3 separate regions of the Homo sapiens genome follow, and regions 2 and 3 are each linked to region 1. The links are chromatin contacts, found by Hi-C or POLR2A ChIA-PET in ENCODE. All regions are on one chromosome and are shown on one strand. The core of a region is the stretch at or near the end of the contact, and the rest is flanking DNA. Distances in the headings are between cores, read along the strand shown. Region 1 holds the start of SMIM3 (small integral membrane protein 3). Region 2 has its middle 9.8 kb from the start of SYNPO. Region 3 has its middle 51 kb from the start of SYNPO.

Evidence for each region. A loop is a pair of places that touch in the nucleus more often than their neighbours do. ChIA-PET counts read pairs that join two places held with the same protein, here RNA polymerase II (POLR2A). Pooled maps may share reads with other maps.
Region 2: a loop to region 1 is called in a map with no recorded cell type, with 3 times the contacts of the local background. The contact joins the enhancer-like site here to the promoter of SMIM3 in region 1. A Hi-C loop is called at or near these places in 8 of 37 single-sample maps with no recorded cell type and 10 of 50 pooled maps. POLR2A ChIA-PET finds 5 or more read pairs at or near these places in 4 of 52 experiments (A673, AG04450, HCT116 and 1 more).
Region 3: a loop to region 1 is called in a pooled map, with 2.7 times the contacts of the local background. The contact joins the enhancer-like site here to the promoter of SMIM3 in region 1. A Hi-C loop is called at or near these places in 6 of 50 pooled maps. POLR2A ChIA-PET finds 5 or more read pairs at or near these places in 4 of 52 experiments (H1, WTC11, activated naive CD8-positive, alpha-beta T cell and 1 more).

Annotation. Positions count from the first base shown.
Region 1 is chr5:150,776,620-150,780,191 of GRCh38, forward strand. It overlaps SMIM3 (small integral membrane protein 3), which reads left to right and starts at 2,138. Exons shown (of 2, transcript NM_032947.5): 1 at 2,138-2,353. LOC124901110 reads right to left here. Exons shown (of 2, transcript XM_047417995.1): 1 at 3,288-3,572; 2 at 1-2,932. The coding sequence starts at 2,502. The coding sequence ends at 1,861. RefSeq lists a silencer at 2,033-2,222 and an enhancer at 2,660-3,521.
Region 2 is chr5:150,629,215-150,632,532 of GRCh38, forward strand. It overlaps a transcript of SYNPO not described here. Among named protein-coding and RNA genes, the nearest start is that of SYNPO, 9.8 kb to the right of the region's middle. Within about 2 kb of position 1,382, at least 7 of the 41 ENCODE cell types and tissues checked have a DNase peak (open chromatin) inside an H3K27ac peak, as active enhancers do.
Region 3 is chr5:150,587,772-150,591,178 of GRCh38, forward strand. It overlaps a transcript of SYNPO not described here. Among named protein-coding and RNA genes, the nearest start is that of SYNPO, 51 kb to the right of the region's middle. RefSeq lists enhancers at 2,448-2,947, 2,495-2,694. Within about 2 kb of position 1,565, at least 13 of the 41 ENCODE cell types and tissues checked have a DNase peak (open chromatin) inside an H3K27ac peak, as active enhancers do.

The DNA.
Region 1 (3,572 bases), core at 888-3,387:
AGTGGTTTGTTTGTTTGTTTGTTTGTTTGTTTTTTGGAGACAGAGTCCCACTCTATTGCCCAGGCTGGAGTGCAGTGGGGCAATTCGGCTCACTGCAGCCTCCGCTTCTGGGATTCAAGTGATTCTCCTGCCTCAGCCTCTCCAGTAGCTGGGATTACAGGCGCCCGCCACCACGCCTGGCTAATTTTTGTGTTTTTAGTAGATACAGGGTTTCACCATGTTGGCCAGGCTGGTTTCGAACTCCTGACCTCAGGTGATCTGCCCGCCTCGGCCTCCCAAAGTACTGGGATTACAGGCATGAGCCACTGCCCCTGGCCAAGGCCGTCTTTTGATGGCAGCCAATGTCATTAGACTACAACTTCTTCTGTACAAGTTCCCCAAAGTATCAGGGGCTCTCTAAGAGAGTATTACTTATTTCTTTCAGGTCCTGATGGTTTTCTCTTTGGAGTGGTTGTAATAGAGGACCAAGGAAGTTGTGAGCTGTTTTCTGGCTTTTGCTGTAACAAAAGCTTGTTGCTGAAATTGACTATTTCCCCCACTCCTGCATCCCAACACAGCATCCATTATTCTTCCCTTCAGTGCTCTCTTTGCAAAATCAGTCTAGCCTAGGCAGCAGACTTAACATGGTATGCTCCTGTGGGGATTCATACTTTATTTCTGGCTTGCTTTTAGGGTCCCAGGGCAAGTCGATATTAAAGAGATACTAATAAATTGCTAAATGGAAAGGGAGACTAGGACTCAGCTGGCTCCAGGCCTGAGCTTCTGCCTTGTCCCAGAGGGAAGCCAATGTTCACAGCAGGGCACATGGAGTTACCAGTTGTCCACCCAAAGGAACTCTCATCCCCTTCACTAACCAGGGAAAATGTCATATTAAGATTGTCCTCCTGTTGCAGTGAGCCGAGATCATGCCACTGCACTCCAGCCTGGGCGACAGAGCGAGACTCCGTCTCAAAAAAAAAAAAAAAAAAAAAAAAGATTGTCCTCCTTCAATCTTTTTTTACTATTAAATGAGAGCTTTGTATTAAACTATTCAGAATTGGGTTGTCCTTGTTTTTAGGTTCCCACACTATCTCTTTTGAATAAAACATGTTGTTGGGTGACAGCCCTTAGGGTTTTTCTCAAATCATTTCTCATGTGAATCCCCTTCATCCTCACTGTCCTTCCCTTAAGAAACTGGCGTGTGATAATGATGATTTAGAGGTCATTTCTGCTGACCTCATCCCTGAATCAGAGGAAACAGCATGGAGTAAGTTCTAAGTTCGGGGCCCACACCATATCAAATTTAGGCCTGGGGAAGGCAGTATGGCTCTTTCCAAACCCTCCAAAACACTACTGGGCTCCAAGACTGCTCAAGGTCTCACTGATAGTCAAGGCTTGTGCTCCTTTTTTTCAGAAGAGTAAGATTAAAGAAAACCACTGTGAATTAAAAAGTGTGGGTGCCAACATGGGACGGGAGTCCCCCCTCACTCCATGGATGACATAGAGGGGGCAGAAGATTACAGAATTGGCATTGTCCTGCGTGGAAGCTGGGCCACCCACAGTGGCGTGGGAAGCCTCTCAGATGCTGGATTCTAATGGGCTCTTGATCACCTTGGATTGGGCTATTTCATTGTTATCACAAAATAAACAGGATGCTCCAAGTCATGTTATGGCAGAGAACCAACCAGCTTCACACTGGTCCTCTAAACCAATCCTCACAACAGGACTGGGAGACAGGTGTTACCTTTCCCACTTTACAGAGAATGAAACAGAGTGGCAAAGCCTCCGAAGGACCCTACACTTCGGACATCGCAAAGCAGGATCTGAGTCCCGGCTCCTCTGTCCAAACCTACTTGCTAGGCTTTCTTTCCCATGTCTACTCTATAGCTGGAAAGGTCGTGGAGGACACATTTTAGGCCAACCCTCTCGGTTTACAATCCAGAGAGGGGAGACCCTCAGAAGCCAAGCGACATGTCCACGGCTACGCGGCGAGTGTGTGGCAACGTGGAAGGGGAGCCCGAGACGCCCTGGTCTCTCCCTTCTCTCGCAGGTTCCTTTCTCCCCGAACGCAGCCCGCAGGGGACGCTGGAGGAGGAGCTGAGCTGGAGTTGCCGGGGCCCCGGGACCGGGCGTTCCGGGGGCGGTCCCCAGCAGCCGCGCATTCCAGAGCCAGCAGCGCGTCCTGGCCGCTCCTGCGCTCTCCCGCCTCCCGGGGCTCGGAGGAGCCGGGGCACGTTCCAGGAGCTGCCTAGGGCTGAGGTTCCAGGCCTGGGGGTCGCTTCCAGCTGCCAGATCCCGTGCAGTCCTGGGGACCCTGAGAAGCACCGAGCCATCCCTGACCCAGGAACTTTCCGCAGACTCGCCGCCATCTGGGGTGAGTGGGGCCACCGGGGGATTGTTTGTGGGGCTCTGGCAGAGCGGAGCTCTTCGGATTCGCGACCTACCTCTAGTGCGGCCCCTTTCCCCGGGCTCCCAACGTTCTTCTTTATGTCCGGTCTCTCCTCCCCATTTCTCCCTTTTCATCACTTTTGTATTTCTTGCCCTCACCCCCTCCTTTTTCTCCTGCTGTCAGCTCTTAAGTTCGAGCCTCCTAGTGCACAGAATTTTGGGCCTGGGGGAGGCGGAGCTTGGGTGGGCGAACCCCAGCCCCACTCGGAGACTGGCTTCTCTCCGGGTCCGCTGCCCTTGCCTTCTCGGGAAGCCTCCTCCTCGGGCAGACTGCCACCTCCTGGCTCTCCAGGCCCAGCGTCAGGGTTCAGCGCCCGGGCCTGAGCACCTGCTTGGGCGCTGCGCTGGGTTTGGGTCTTTGCACTTACCTGTCCCGCTTTTCTCGAGGCCCCGTGTAGAAGGCGCCAGGAGTTTGGAGTCAGGAGTGGCGGGTTCCAGCCCTGGTTCTGTCACTAACTGCTTCACCATCCTTGTTTTTCCATCAGTGAAATTGGGAAAACATTTTCTGCGTGCAGAAAGCAAAGGAGAAAGGACATGAGCAAAGTATCTTGGAGAGAAGGCTTCCTTCAAGCTCCCTCCTGCTGGTTAGCTGTCCCTTTCCTGAGGACGTAGTTGTTCCAGTTGCTGGTTGTTTTGCTCCCTAGTCTCCCCCATGCCAGTTTCTTGAGGGTAGGGACTGCCTGTCTATCGTCATCTCTGAGGCATTCTCAGCTCTTGGAGCAGGGCCTGGCTAACAGTAGGTGCTCCATACATATGTACTGAGTGAAAGGATGAAAGGTGTAACCCCCCCCGCCCCCCCCACAAATTGAAACAAACCTCAGGGGCTGTTATTCTGATTGAGGGCCAGGCTGGGCTCTTACTTATGCAGCTGCACTTGTTTCTTCTGGACCAGCTGGAATCCTGCTGCACCTGGGGGCTGAGGAGTCTCCGGTTCATCTGTGGTGAATACTAAGGTCCTCAAAGCTCCAGGGTGTGGTGGTGAAGGCTGCGCAATCACACAAGTATCAGAGATTCCTTGAACATCTGCTATGATGCGTGCTGCTACTGCAGTGGCCACATAGTTTGGAAGGATTGGGGATGCCTGAATTAGGTGGAGGTGGGAGCGGGAAGAACAGGTACTCTGGGGGTTAGGAGACCCTCTGAAT
Region 2 (3,318 bases), core at 132-2,631, 150 kb before region 1:
GTTGCCCAGACTGGTCTTGAACTCCTGGGCTCAAGTGATCCATCTGCCTCAGGCTTACAGGCATGAGTCACCATGCCCGGCCTAGGAACAGGTTTTGATGGTGGGAGAATAGGCACAAGCACAGCGGAAAATGCCTGGACTGAGCTTCAGGAACGGATGCTCGAACCTCCGCTCTTAGCTGACTGGCTGGTGGTCTTGGGCAAATCATTTGCTTCCTCTGGGCCTCAGGCTTCACTTCTGACTGCTGAGATATGGGCTAGTAAGGATCTGAGGGGATCATGGGTGTGACAAAGCTCCTTACTGGCTTGTCACCAAGAACATGGGGCTAGCAGGAGGGGCTGACACCATGGTGTCAAGGGTCAAGGAAGGGGCAGGCTGGATGAGCCCCTGGGACAGGAGAGTGGGCTAACCTGAGACCCTTGCGTGTAATCCTCCAGAATAAAATCTCTTAGAGTCTAAGAGTGCTTGAAAGATAAAAGCCACAGTTCTTGAAAAATGATTGTTTACTGTTATTTACTATGTACCATGGGTGCTTTAAGTTCTTTACGCATCAACAACTCCATGAGGTGAGTACTGTTATTAGCATTTTGCAGATGGGAAACTGAGGCACAGAGAAGTTGGTTAAGTGAGCTTCCAAGGTCGCACACCTGGTAAGTGGCTAGATTCAAACACAGGCAGTCTGGCCCCAAAAACTGTGTGCTTAACTTCTTCGCAACATGGTCTCTCCCACACTAGATGGAGTGCCAGGGGCTCAGAAAAAGCAAGCCACCTATCCCAGAACAGACAGCATTCATCTTTGATCCTCATCATCCCTGAAGCTTAGGTCCTGGAAGGAGGAGCCTCACTGGGTCTAGGGTCCGGGGCTCTGAGATTGGCCCTTGAACCAGCTCAACCTTTCTATTCCCCTGGCAGTAGGTCAGAGAGGATCAAGGGTGCCCTGCAGTCACTGTGGGCATGGAAGGCTCTGCCATGGCCTGATGAGTGGGCGTTGTTAGTGCCTTGGAACTTGAGTGGCTCCTAAGTGCTTGAGTTGTAATAAACTCCCACGCAGTCTGGCACACCGCCACCATTGTACAGTTAGGGGAAACTGAGGTCAGAGTGTTTAGGGAGCAGCCCAGGGTCACACAGGCAGAGGACACGCTTCATCCCTGAGCCTCCTGTCCTGCCTTCTGGGCCGCTTAGTTCTTGTGGGCTCCATAGGAAGATGAGATGTTGGGGACCCTCCCATGGATCCCTAAGGTGGCCCTGGCCTCCTCAGCCAGGACATTATTCCCAATATGGGGCCCTTTGGGAGGGCACATGGAGTTGGGGGATGGGGAGAGTACTGATTAAAAAATAGACTGTCACGCGCACGGAGAACAAGCATGCCACCACCCAACCTGAGCCAGTTGGCTCCCCCATGCCTGGCTGCCAGGCCCCACTCAGGTCTCCTGCTGGGGGCCCCGCCCACCATACCCTGGCTCTGGGCCTGAGGCTGAATGCTCCCATCCACCCTCTCCTCTCCCTCCTCCATCCCTGCCCAGCCTCCAGGCAGATGGTGCTCTTACTGAGCTTGGGTGGGCCTGAAGCTCAGCTGTGGACTTTAAGCTGTGCCAGGGGTGTCTGGCATCCCCACACACTGGCTGTGTGGCCTTGAATGAGCCCTTTCCCTCTCTGGGCCTCAAACATTGACAGAGTAATGCTGTCAATCAAAGTTCTTTCCCAGATTTCTTCTCTCATTTAGACCTGACAGACACTGCAGGAGACCCCACTCAGAGAGGTGACCTGCAGTGGCCACTCAGCTAGGGTGCAGCAGAGCAGAGGCCAGTACCCAGATAATTGTGCAAATCCCAATCCTGTACAACTCCGGGTGAGTGAGGTCACATGGGAGCATGAAGGCAGGAGGCTTTGCAGTCATGATGTGAGCAGTGTTTCATGCATTTGCTCTTTTACTTAGTCAACAAATGTTTATTCAGGCCCAGCTATGGCCGAGGCACAGGGGCATGGACATAGCCAAGGTCCCTGCCCTGCGGGGACAGGCAGACTGACGTGAAAACAAATCCTTATGGAATTACAAAGCTGATGAGCGTTTAGGGAAGAGGCAGAGAGTGTTGTGGCAGGAGAATGTGACCTCTGAGGGCCTTGGGACCTGTGAACAGACCTGAAGGATGAGAAGTGTGGTCAGAAAGGTGCAGCCAAGGGGGCAAGGGAAGAAAGAGCTCTAGGAAAAGGAGCAGCCAGTGCAGAGGCCCTGAGGGGAGAAAGTGCTGGGCTGGCCGAGCACTAGAAAGAGGGTCAGCATGGCTGGAGCCTGGCAGGCTGGGAGGTGAAGCACCACGACGGGAGCTGCAGCGCAGGGGTCAGGGCAGTGGGGCTGGTGGTACAGGGCCTGGAGCCTGCGAAGGGGCTTGAGGCGGATCATAGGAAAGAGGAGCATGCTGGTGCTGATCTAGGAGGTGGGTCTTTGCTCCTTTCCTTTCCTCTTTCCCTTGGATGTCCACCCTGATAGTGCTATCGACAGACCCCATTCATGCCCCCCCAGCCACTTCTTGAGGTGGCTAAATGCAGAGTCTGGGGCCCTCTCTCCCCCATCTCTTCAAGGAGGGTTATGGAGGCCCAGCAGGCCTCAGATGCAAGCTGGTGAGAGTGCGTTCCTGGGCAGGAGGCTGCGGTCACTCAAGCTGAGTGCCCCTGTTCAGGTGAGTTCTTATTTCCTTTTATTCCCTGTGGGAGTCTGTGGACAAAGGAGGGTCAGCTTGTGTCTGAATGAAGGCCGCCCCAGACCTACTTCCACTGCCTGTAACGGCTGCCTGTCCCCTGTTCCATTCCAGGCACCAACCCCCAGCCAACCCTGGAGCCAAAACCCCGGGATGGCAGGCAGGAGGCTTGCATCCTGAGCCCAGCTCTGCTGTACGCTCTAGGGCACACCCCTTTTTCTCCCTGGGCATCAGTTTCCCCATCTCTATTATAGATAAATACTCTAATTTTTCTACACTCGGTGTATGGCCCATGGATGCAGTATCAGCATCACCCAGAAACTTGTTAGAAATGCAGAATCCCAGGCCTCCTCATCCCAGACTTCCTGAATTACAATCTGCATTTTGACAACATTCCTGAGTAATTTCCATGTACTTTAAATTATGAGAAGCGCTATTCTAGGTCAGTTATTTTTAAACTTAAGATAAATGAAAATCTATAGCATATTTTTCCTTCTCTAAAGCTTTACATATAAACACATAAGAGGGCACCCACCCACTGTATATTTATTCATCCCATGAACAAGGAGGGGGAGGAGTGTGGAGGGGTAAGTTAGAGGCACAGGCTTTATTAGGATGGGCG
Region 3 (3,407 bases), core at 315-2,814, 190 kb before region 1:
TCTCACCACTGTGTGAAACAGCCTCTGGAAAAGGGGCCAGAAGGCTTTGTTCCAGTCCTGTCTCTTCTGAGGTTTCTGTGTGACTTGGGACAAGTCATTGGGACTCCATTTTCTCTTTAGAAGAAAAGATTGGGTCTCTCCCAGGGGCAAAATCTAGCTATTCCCTTGCATTTTTGGGAAGGTCAGCCTTACTGAGCTGTGTTGGATATCCCTCCCCATACCTTTCTCAAAGCCCAATAGAGTTGTCAGGATGAACGCCAGGCCCCTAGGGGTAAAGTGAAGTAATTTTACAATGAGTCAGTGTACAGTATGAATTTTTTTAGTTTCAAAAAAGTGTGAAAACATGGTTCCATATTCCATAGAGGATAGTCCAAAGGCCTCAGCCTGACTTTATGGACCCTGGGAGCTTCTGGGACCTCCCATTCTGGTCTGAGGACCAACCTCCAACTCCCTCTTGAGCCAGCCTGGCCACCGGCCATATCTCCATGCGTGACTTTCCACTCTCTGGTGTGCCCCGGGGGTCGGGGGAAGCTGCGTGTTATAAAAGGGCCCTTAGTGAGTTTCTGGTACCACATAACCTTCCTGGAACTTTGTCACTACCCTGGACTTCTGCAACCCCAGCCTCTGAAGCTGGGGGTGTGTCTGCCAGGGGGAACTTCCCCTCCCCCAGAGCCAGCCTCAGGCTGCCTGTCCCCACCCAGAGGAAAAGGGGCTCCACATGTTGGGAAGGGAAGGACCTCTGCAGCAGCCATGGAAGAAAGTAGGTCTTGAGCATCTCAGAGCCCCAGACACCCAGGATTGTGGGAGTCAGAGAGAAGGGGATCTCAGTCTGTCTAGGAGAGTGGGGGAGAAAAACCATCCTATATGGCAGAGGTTAGGGGTGGGGTGCAGGAAGGGGGCAGGGGAGAGAAGAGGAGGCTGGGGCGGTGCTCCCAGGAGCTCCCAGGGGCCATAAAGTCAGTCTAATGAGGCCTTTGGACTTTATCCTCTGTGGAATATGGAACCTTTTTTTTTAAAGGTGTTCACACTTTTTGACATAAAAAAATTTGTATTGCACAGTCACTTATTTACAAAAAAAAGGCAGCAAACAATACAACTGAATTCTTAGTAAAAAATAAATTTTCCTTCCCCTCTCCCAATTCCTTCTTGAGAAGCAAACCCTTTTGACAGGTCTTGTATGTCTTTGGAGCAATATTCGAGGCTATATTGATTCAATGCATTCCATTGCTTCCTTTTTGTAAGTGGTAATGTACTATACACACCATTCTCTGTTCCAGTGTATGCTTTATAGATTTTTTTTTTTTTCTGGAGACAGAGTCTCGCTGTGTTGCCTAGGCTGGAGTGCAGTGGTGTGATCTTGGCTCACTGCAACCTCCGCCTCCTGGGTTCAAGCAATTCTCCTGCCTCAGCCTCCCGAGTAGCTGGGACTACAGGTGTGCGCCACCACACCCAGCTAATTTTTTTGTATTTTCAGTAGAGACGGGGTTTGGCTATGTTGGCCAGGCTGGTCTTGAACTCCTGACCTCAAGTGATCCACCCACATCAGCCTCCCAAAGTGCTAGGATTACAGGCAAGAACCACCACACCCAGCCTTACAGATAATTTCTGAGCAGCACATGTAGGTGTATCTCATTGGTTTTACCCCCACTTACTGTCCTGCCATATAGACGCTCTGCACGTCATTACCCATCCCTACGAATGGACCTTGACATCATTTCTAGCCATTTGCTTCCACAAACAACCCTGCGATGAACATATCCTCACGCATTCACCTTTGAGCATGTGGGCTGGTGTGCCAGCTGGATAACTTCCTAGAAGTGGTATTGCTGGTCAAAGGATACATGCATTTAATTCAGTATGTGTCACCACATTGTTGCCTAGAAGGTTTTGAGCAGGGGAATGACAGGCCCCCGTGGTCTGGTCAGTTGCTGCTAATGCATTTGGCAGGAGGTAGAAAGAGCAAATTATTGGATTATGAGCCACACAGTCTCCAGGTCTGAGATGGACTAAAGTATCTTCAAATGAGGGTTTATTCAGAGTCCCTGTGAGCCCTTTCAAAGCCCCCAGCTCTGTGCTCTCTGTAGTGCTCTCTGGAGCCTGGGAGAAAGGGATTCCAGTAGACAAGTTCCTTTGCTGTGGGGAGAGGTCCCCAGTTCACCAGTCATGCAAGGACCCACATCCCCCGCCAGGGGTGGCTGCAAACAACCTAGTGGGGAGAGGACAGGCTGCCGACAGCTGCAAGGAACGAAGTTCAGCCAAAGCCCGCGCAGAGGGCTGCCAAGAGTTTTTTCTTTTCATTTTTCCAAGCCTTGCGCTTTGGGCTGGGGCACAGTGTCATCCTCATGTTTCCTATTATTTTACAAGGCTCCCATCAAAGCGCCAGCCGCACAGGCTCTTTGATGTCTGAGCTGGAGCCTGCCTCTGCCTTGGGGAGAAGCATCTTTGCTGAGGATCAAGAGGTGAATGAGGCCTGAGATGGTCCCCATGCCTCTCCCCTACGTGCTCCCCTGGCTCATCTCCTGGCTGGGACCATAGGCCCCTGGAGGGGGAGAGAGGGACCGCCACAGCCAGCCAAGCTGAAAAGCCTCTAAGATAGCTCAGAAGGGGATGTGGAGGCCCAGAGAGGGCCAAGGGGCTGCTCCAGGCCACACAGCAACTTGGTAGAGCACTTCAGCTCTGGTGGTGATCAGACGCTGGGTGAGACAGCAGAGGGGATTTCTACCAGAGTCAAACCAAGCCTGGCAGGCAGCCTTTGTCTCTTGGTTTCTCAGTTTCTCCACCTCACGTCCTAGAAGTCTTTTGGGGCTGATACTGTGCATCTGAGGGTGGCGCTTGTGTGGGCTCTGTCCCTTCTAAATACGTGACCTTGAGCAAGTTACTTAACACAACCAAGCCTCAGCTTTTTCCTCTCTAAAATAAGATAATGGCAATTGTCAGCTTAGAGGGTCCCTGTGTGGGTGCAATAAGAAGATTCACAGAAAATACTTAGCACGGTGCCTGACACGTGAAGGGTCTCGAAAAGGAAGGGCTGTTATCGTTGTTGCTGGTAATGACAATAAAGAAGTGGGAAGGGGGCTTCTAAGGAGAAGAGGCTGGTGCAGCATAGACTTGCTGCTATACCTCCCCGTCCTCAGCCCAGTCCTGGTCTAAGAAGGGACTGGGGCCTTCTCTGCAATCCAGGGAATTAGCTCCTTTTCTGCCCCCCTCCCAGCCCCTACCTCTAATTCCAAGGCTGTCTTCTGAGCCTCAGGGTTAGAGGGGGTGGGGAACAGATGAGGCAAAGGTGCCAGGCCTGGGATGGGGGCACTAATGGTGTCTGGGCCGGAAGGTCTGGTAGGTGGGGGAGGGGTGTCTGGAGGACATGGCCCGCAGCCCTGACTCCCGGAGGCAGCCAGAGTGGAAGTGGG